Linked DNA regions of Homo sapiens: regions 1 and 2 are each linked to region 3. The links are chromatin contacts, found by Hi-C or POLR2A ChIA-PET in ENCODE. All regions are on one chromosome and are shown on one strand. Each heading gives the region's core, a stretch centred on a gene start or an enhancer-like site at or near the end of the contact. The rest is flanking DNA. Distances are from core to core; before and after follow the strand shown. Region 1 overlaps AKAP13 (A-kinase anchoring protein 13). Region 2 overlaps AKAP13 (A-kinase anchoring protein 13). Region 3 overlaps PDE8A (phosphodiesterase 8A).

Evidence for each region. Hi-C counts contacts between places; a loop is a spot of excess contacts on that map. ChIA-PET counts read pairs that join two places held with the same protein, here RNA polymerase II (POLR2A). Pooled maps may share reads with other maps.
Region 1: a loop to region 3 is called in a pooled map, with 9 times the contacts of the local background. The contact joins two enhancer-like sites. A Hi-C loop is called at or near these places in 1 of 37 single-sample maps with no recorded cell type and 2 of 50 pooled maps. POLR2A ChIA-PET finds 5 or more read pairs at or near these places in 1 of 52 experiments (activated T-cell).
Region 2: a loop to region 3 is called in a pooled map, with 2.4 times the contacts of the local background. The contact joins two enhancer-like sites. A Hi-C loop is called at or near these places in 3 of 50 pooled maps. POLR2A ChIA-PET finds 5 or more read pairs at or near these places in 2 of 52 experiments (Panc1 and activated T-cell).

Annotation. Positions count from the first base shown.
Region 1 is chr15:85,441,823-85,444,522 of GRCh38, forward strand. The region is part of intron 1 of AKAP13 (A-kinase anchoring protein 13); the gene reads left to right. Among named protein-coding and RNA genes, the nearest start is that of AKAP13, 63 kb to the left of the region's middle. Within about 2 kb of position 1,354, at least 8 of the 41 ENCODE cell types and tissues checked have a DNase peak (open chromatin) inside an H3K27ac peak, as active enhancers do.
Region 2 is chr15:85,412,210-85,414,909 of GRCh38, forward strand. The region is part of intron 1 of AKAP13 (A-kinase anchoring protein 13); the gene reads left to right. Among named protein-coding and RNA genes, the nearest start is that of AKAP13, 33 kb to the left of the region's middle. RefSeq lists enhancers at 433-934, 888-2,087, 935-1,434, 1,309-1,603. Within about 2 kb of position 1,447, at least 29 of the 41 ENCODE cell types and tissues checked have a DNase peak (open chromatin) inside an H3K27ac peak, as active enhancers do.
Region 3 is chr15:85,025,079-85,027,778 of GRCh38, forward strand. The region is part of intron 1 of PDE8A (phosphodiesterase 8A); the gene reads left to right. Among named protein-coding and RNA genes, the nearest start is that of PDE8A, 45 kb to the left of the region's middle. Within about 2 kb of position 1,338, at least 6 of the 41 ENCODE cell types and tissues checked have a DNase peak (open chromatin) inside an H3K27ac peak, as active enhancers do.

The DNA.
Region 1 (2,700 bases), core at 104-2,603, 420 kb after region 3:
AACACACGCCTTCATTTTCTGACTGAATTGGGAGAAGAGGGAGGAAAGGAGTTTGTCTTGGGTCTTGGCCTTATTGTAGGGAGCTTTTCTATCATAGTTCACTTTGCTTTATTCTGCCCTTTAAGAAGATATTCACAGTCTTTGGGAACAACGAATAGAGTTCTGGTCAATTTGGCTTTAGTTAAGAAGGTGACTCTGTTATCCTCTCCCTAGGGATGATTATGAAATCTTATTTTGCACAGTTAGGGCTGGGTAAGCCTAGGATAGTACAAGCTATTGGACAGAACATTTGTTAAAAATATTTTTAGGCTGGGCGCGGTGGCTCATGCCTGTAATCCCAGCGCTTTGGGAGGCTGAGGTGGGCGGATCACGAGGTCAGGAGTTCGAGACCAGCCTGGCCAGCATGGTGAAACCCCGTCTCTACTAAAAATACAAAAATTAGCTGGGCATGGTGGCAGGTGCCTGTAATCCCAGCTACTCAGGAGGCTGAGGCAGGAGAATTGCTTGAACCCAGGAGGCGGAGGTTGCAGTGAGCCGAGATCGTGCCACTGCACTCCAGCCTGGGTGATAGAGCAAGATTCTGTCTCAAAAAAAAAAAAAAATATATATATATATAATATAAAATATACATATATAATATACATAATATATATTATATAATATATATAATATATATTATATTATATATAATATATATTATATTATATATAATATATATTATATATATATTTATTTCTAGCATGAGAATGATGAAACTCTTCTTAAAACATTTTATTTTCTTTTTCCAAATAGTTGTTTCTAACTATAAAACTAAAACATGTTTATTACAGAAACGTTTGGAAATTACCACAAGTATGAAGAAAAAACTTTCTTCCCCTATCATTGCCATCCTGATTTTGGCTCAGCAACACTTTTAATTTTGTGCAATTGAAATAGGGACTCTGGACCACTTAGTTTCTTGGAATAATTTTTGGATCTACTGAAGGATTCAGGCCTTTTAAAAAATATTTCTCTTGAGAAGGGAAAAGGATGGGAACTCACATTTGATGAGCATCTATTGTGAGCTAGGCCTTGTATCCCAGAAAGCTCTGTGAAGCATTAAAATTACATTAAAATAGCATGAAAAATTTGTTTCCTCTCTTCATCCTCCCTAACTCCCTGCTTTTTTTAGGCTTGGGTTAAATAATTTGCCCAGTGTCACTCAGCTAGTATGTGGTAGGTTTGAAAAGTTGGGGAAAACTTAAGTATCATTCAGTTAAAATTGTTAACCTGTGTCTTATTTCATGGTTTAAGAAAGATAGTTCTCCCCCCACCCCCCAACACAGTTTTCTGGCTTCTGTGGTCTTCCTTTTATTTTCTATCAGATTTAGAAGTCCCAAGATCCCCTTATGTCCTACTCAAATTAAGACTTGTTTCTCTTCTCCTTTCTGTATTGTGCTTTCAACTCTGAGGCCCTGTTTTAGCTTTGGTGTTTATTAGCTGAATAAAAAGATAAAGTGAGAGAGCTTAGAGTTTTAATAGGGAACATTTCTTGAATTGGATTGATTTCATCATCAATTTTACTTTCTTAAGTATTAACTAATTACTAGCTGTGGATTCCCAGGCAAGTCCACTCACTTTCTTCATCTGTAAAATGAACTACCTACTCAGCAAGGATCCTTCTGTGGTGTATCAGCATTCCTTATTATTATTATTTGTTTTTGTTAGTAGAACCATGAAATAAATTTCTGGCGATATGGGCACAGAGTATTTGCAGTTGTAACACAATGGTAAGTATCTATATCTAAACATAGAAAAGGTACAGTATAAATACAGCATTATAATCTTATGTGACCGACTGCTGTCTTATATGCGGTTCGTGGTTGACTGGAAAGTCATTTTGTGGTACATGACTGTATTTGCATTTGTGTCAGTGGGTAAAAAGCACTGGTTTCATGTAAAAAAAAAAAAGTGTGTGTGTGTGTGTGTGTGTGTAGGGTATTTGTGATTCTGGAGCCTGATTTTTCCTTCTTCATTTAGGAGGTATTTATGACTGTCAAGGCTACTTGACTGCCAGAACTTGCCATTGATGTGCTCACTTCATCAAATGGCATAGCTTATTCTAATCTGTTGTTTATTTTGTTGCCATAGTAACCTTTTTGAAAACAGAAAGGTGGTTGATATGTTTGTACAGGAATTCAGGGCCTTTCCCCTGATTGACATCTGCTGGCAGGAATTTTTATCCTAGTGATTCGGGCTAAGGCTTGGGGCTATAATGAGTACAAAGGGAGGTGGGATATTTGGACAGTTTGAAGCAGACTTCTTTATATTAATCCACTCTATTAATTGCTAAATTATTTTATTTAGTGATTTAGGGCTTTCCACTCGAGCCAGCTACTTGTTATATGAATTATATTTATTCCTGACAGGTGTTATGCTTGGGTTCAACATTTAGAACTCAGGCTAGAGTGGAGCACGTTGCTGCTACCTCAGGCTTATTCAGACAGACAAAATAGAAAACAATGAAAGGTGGCCCCTTCCAGATTTCACCTTAGTACATTTGGACTAGTGAACTAGGATGAGCAATAAAAGGTAGTTGAGGAGGTGTGGAAATGAAATCCTAAAGGCAATAAAAAGTAAAATGTTTTCACATCTCTTATTCTAGTGCCAGTGAACCTTTGACTTGGTTGCAGAACGAATCTACATGGGAGCAAGCAGTTG
Region 2 (2,700 bases), core at 197-2,696, 390 kb after region 3:
ACATTGTGACTAACTCTTTAAGAAGCTACCACTTGTCAAGTTTTGGTGTAACATGGAAAAAGAATATTAACAACTATCCCAAAAGACTATTAAAATACTACTCCTTTTTCAAATTGGGTATCTATTTGAGGCAAAATTTTAAAAATGTACTTCCCCAAACAGTGTAACCGTTTGAATGCAGAAGCAGATAGGAGAATCCAGCTGTCTTCTATTAAGCCAGACATTAAAGAGATTTGCCAAAATGTAAAACAGTGCCACGTTCTTATTTTTGTTTTGTTTTGGAAAACATAGTTATTTTTCATAAAAGTATGTTTATTTGTAATGAGTTCATGGAATTTTAAAATGAAGTAATATTTTATAAATTTTTCAGTTTTAATTTCTAATACAATAAAGTACCAATAAATATAACCCACATAACAAAAGCTCTTTGGGATTCTCAGTTTTTAAGAGTAAAAAGGAGGGAGCTCAGGCAACCAAGAACTTTCAAACCACTGATTATAGCTTACAATGGATTGAAATAAGCTGATCCTCATGAAATACTTTAGTTTCTTATTTGAAAATCTTTATAGAAACAACACAGAGGAAAATAATTAGTATCTGCTTTCATAATGCTGAGTTATATTTATTGGGCACTTAATATGTGCCTGACACTGCACTGAACACCGTACCTATATTATCTCCTCTAACCTTTATCTTATCCTGCAACGTATATATTACCTTAGTTTTACAAATCAGGGGGCTAAGGCACTGGCGGGTCAAGTAATTGGCCCAAGCTTATTTAAGAGGTAAGTAGTAGAGCTAAGTTTTAGACTTAGTTTAAGTTGAAATTGAAAGCCTGCGCTTTTCATCAGGATGTTCTGCTGCCTCACAGAAAAGTTTGTAAGTCGGCACTGTGTCCGCACTGCTAATTGATCCTTAGGGAAAAGTGCAGAATGCTGTTGTCTGAAGATTGTTGATGCAAGGTTGAGCAGTGGCTGAAGATCCTGCGCATGTTTTCTTTTTATCCCAGGTCACGTAGTCTTGTACTGTTTTGTGGAGCTGGATCTTTAGAAGGTGGTTCTTTCAGAACTTCAGAACAGACCGTAACTGGAAGACTGTGGGCTTAGTTTCTTATGGTTACTAGTAGTTAGTATGTGAATCTAGCTCAAGGTTGGAGAGATTTTTCAGGATGGCTGTAGTTCAGTTGTCGTTGCTTATGCTAGTTCTTTCATTTCATTCAGGGGTATAGAAACTTTAGATTGTCTGAAAATGTTATTTTCAGGAGTTTTCCCATTGGGAGACAAGGAAGTGGGGATGGAGTTGAAGTCAGGTGAAGGTGAAGAGAATAGCACCATTGCCCTGACCCCTGGCTTTTGGGTTATTGTGCTGCAAGCATCAGGTGACTGAAAAAGCAAACATGAAAGTAGAGATTCAGAGAGGGGAAGTGACTCAACCCAGGCACCCTGCACAGGAACATGTGTCATCACGGTTTCAGCTCCGGACGGTGAGATCGCAGTGTGTTCTCAGGCCCTTGTTAGGATTCTTAGCACAATAGTTGTTTCTGCTTGGTGGGTTTGTTGATTGAGAGCGCCTCAGAAGCATTTATATTCACAGTATCCCACGTGCCCTACTAACTCAACTTTATATTACATAGACAGCTACTTTAAAATTGTCTTGGTACATGTATTTTGAAATTTATATGAACAGCTTTATTTACATTATCCATTATACTCCTCTATTAAAGAATATATGTATATTTTAATTATACTTTTTTATACTCATTCAACTTTCATTGTTTTCTCCAACCTTTTTTACCACCTCAGTGGAAATGGAAATGAGAGTACCTGTTATAGCCTGAAAAGCAGAGGAAAAAAGGTGTAACTCTTTTTAAGGTTTTTCGTCATGTTTAACTTATGTGTTATTCCCAGATTTTTCTCCGATGTTCATACTGTCTCTTGAAACCAGTCTTCCTTTTTTTCAGCACTATTGTGGCCTGTGTATAATTGGTACTTGTCTTTCAGATTTGTATTCTGTAAACAGGCTTTGACGGGGCAAATTTAAACTGTTGTAAAGATTGCCTATTCATTTCTAATACATGTTTTGTGGTAGAATTGAATTGCTGATTGTGTGAAGGGTTTTTGAAAATGAGGGACAAACAAAATGAGAACTTATGAATAGTAGCACAGTAAAAAAAAATCCAAGAGGAATAAGACCACCGTGCTTTCTTTTTTCACTTCTGAACTAGTCAATAGCTTTGTATTCTGGTGATAATTAACAAGGTTTCTATACATACACAAAAATGAGGGGTAGTGAGATTTAGATGATGATATAGAGAATGAAGATGGGAAAAAATCCTCTTGGTATTAATACATATGGTATAGGTACAGAGTGTTCCTTTATGTGTATAATTTGAAAAGGGTGAGGGAGCTCCAAAATAAGATAAGGAAGTTGGTAGACTACATGTTTTGTTAATTCTTATGTTAGAGTGCCTTCTCCTGGTGTGGATGCATTTCTAAGATGAATAGTTAATTTGTTCTTGTTTCTTTTTCAAAGTCTCTTTGAGCAAATGACAAATTGAGATGTCCTAGCTTTAAGGAGAGACCATTGACATTTGCCTAATGCCTTCTCTTGTCTTAGGCTTTGCCTTGTATTAAAGAAGTATATGACTGGATGTGACTAAAATGGTCTGGGAGGAGGGTTAGTATTCTGTTTTCTAAAATG
Region 3 (2,700 bases), core at 88-2,587:
TCAGACTGAGAATTGTTTGTTCTTGCTTTTGTGGTCACCAAGAATGTAATATAACTATGCTCTTCACATCCTAAGGCCACCATAAGTCCTGGATCAGACCTGTTTTTTTGAAGTCACCTGAATTTTGACTTGAGGCTCCCCCAACCCTTACTCCCACTACCCCTTTGAACTGGATCACTTTGCTTTTAAGGGGCACTCCCTTGAAGCCAGTTCCCTGAAGTGACCTACTTTCTTGAGGTGCTTGAAGAGCTTCCCTTTCATTTGGGAGGCTTCCTCAGTGCCCCCATTCCCAGGCGTTTTTTCCTGGGAGTCCTGTCCTATTCATGAATTTCCTGTTTTTTCCAGGGGGGTGGGTAGGGGGTGTGGGGGCAGGCAGTACTATGTTATTATCGTAACTAGTGACATTTAAAGAAAGAAACCCAAAGCCCAGTTAACCAATTACACTTAAATTCTCTGGGCCCAGGCCTGCTGGATGCTCTCCATCTACCAGAAATGCTTCTTATCATCCCCCCTCTTTTTTAGACTGCTAATCCTTAACAGATTAATCTGAGTTTATATTTAGATGAAAGTTATTCATTAATAGAAAAACCTGAAACTGTAGTGAGGGCTGACAGTGTTGAAGTGGATAGAGGTACATAGGCCACCTTTAGACCAAAAAGTCTTTGTAAGGCACTGGAGTCTTTAAGTGTCTGCTTTGGCACAAGGACATCAGGTTATCCTTAGGAAGCCAGGAACACCTTGAGACTCGGGCCAGAACAATGTGGCCCACCTTTGAGCTTCAGGTTTGGTCCCAGTGAGTCTCACGCCTTTTTGATGCTGACCATATATATGGGGCAAAACACTCTGTAATCTGCTTTACCCCACTACACCCATCCCATCCATCCCTAGTTGCAAAAATTTCAACTTGTATGAATATGCACAGATTCAATAGTGGAAACTCAGCACTGTTGAGTGCCAGGCTTCAAATATGGAATTAGTGACCTCTGAACCCGTGTTTGTCAAACTGCCTGCTAATGGGTCATGACATCAGTTTAGCAGATTATGCCTAGCACTATTGTTCCAGTTAAATTGCTGTGAAACAAACCACCCCAAACTTAGTGACATTAAACAGTAACCGTTTATTATGCTCATGGATTCTGTGGCTCAGGAATTGGACAGGGTACAATGGGAGGTGGCTTGTCTTTGTTCCATGATGGCTGGGGGTTGGGATCATTTGGAGGCTCTTTTACTCCACATCTGATGTCTGGGCTGGGGTGCCTTGAAGGCTAGTGGAATCAGCTGGGACCAATGACCAGAACACCTACATGTAGACTCTCCATGTGGTCTGGGCTTCTCACAGTGTGGTGGCTGGGTTCCAAGAGAGAGGTTCCCCAGAGGAAGCATTTAGAGAGCCAGTGTTCCAAAAGAACAAGGACATTTGATAACCTTGCCTCTGAAGTTACATGGCATCACTTCTGTTCCGGATTTGTGGATGCTATCTCAAGCCTGCACAGATTCAAGGGAGGTGGAGATAGAGAGATGGAGATCTATATCCCCATCTCTCAATGGGTAGAGAGTCAAAAGATTTGTGGCTGTTTTTAAAACTACTACAAGTTCATTTTAAAACAAGATAGATGCTTGAGCCCAAAAGTTTGAGGCTGCAGTGAACTGTGATCATACCACTGCATTCCAGCCTGGCCCTGTCTCAAAACAAAAAACAAAACAAAACAAAAAAACTAAATTTAAAAAATAAAACAAGTTAGAATATAGAACAACAGAGTGCCTCATGTAGTCAAAAAAGGCATTGTGAAACTTGTGTTTCAGTTATGTGTGTCTGTGTGTTCTGGTTTATGAGGTAACGTTTTTCTTTCTGTGGTCTACAAAAACATTTTTTAAAACACTGCTTAACTGTAGTAACATCTAATTTGGTTTATGAACACCAAATTTTATCTCTTAATACCTCAGTTAATAGGTTACTATTGTGTGGTTCTTTGTTATAAAGATGAGAACCTAAGGAATTGATTGTCCTTTGCCTGTAAGAACAAAAAGTCCTTTGGGACCTGTTTTCTTTGCCCTCCAGGACTCCCTGAAGGCCTTGTTGGACTGTGGACCAGACTTGGAGAGTCAGTGTGCTGCAGAATGGGCTGTGGTCTGGGCCAGGAGTCAAAACTTCCTTAAAGTTTTAGTCCAATCTTTGCCAGTCAGTTTCCTAGAGTAGCAAACAAATGTGAAATGAAGAGGACATACTTCTTTTTAGAGACAGTCAGAAAATATTTAGCCATCTGGAAGCCCAAGAACTATTCATAATAATAAAGAGACAGCTACCTCGCCTGAGCAAGGTGGTGTCTGTGGTAAAGCAATCTCAGGAAAGGCTTTCTACCTTCAGTGTTGAAATCAAAAGGAAATACTGAGATTGGGGTCTGCAAGAAAAGACATGCTATGTGTGTTGCCAAAACAATCTGCCTTCCTCCCCTTGCTGTGACTTACTGCGTTTAGTTATTCCTACCCTTTCAAGGAAATGTGCAAAGATGACTGAGCAATGGCATTTACTGTCATCTTATAAAACACTGCATTGCAAAACAATTTTTGGGAATAGTGCGATTAAATGGTAAATTTTGCTCACGTATGTTAGGAAATTTACACAATTCTGTGCTTTTATTTCTTCTTATTAAAATGAGACATGTTTATTCTAGAAAACTAGAAAATACAGATAACTGTTAT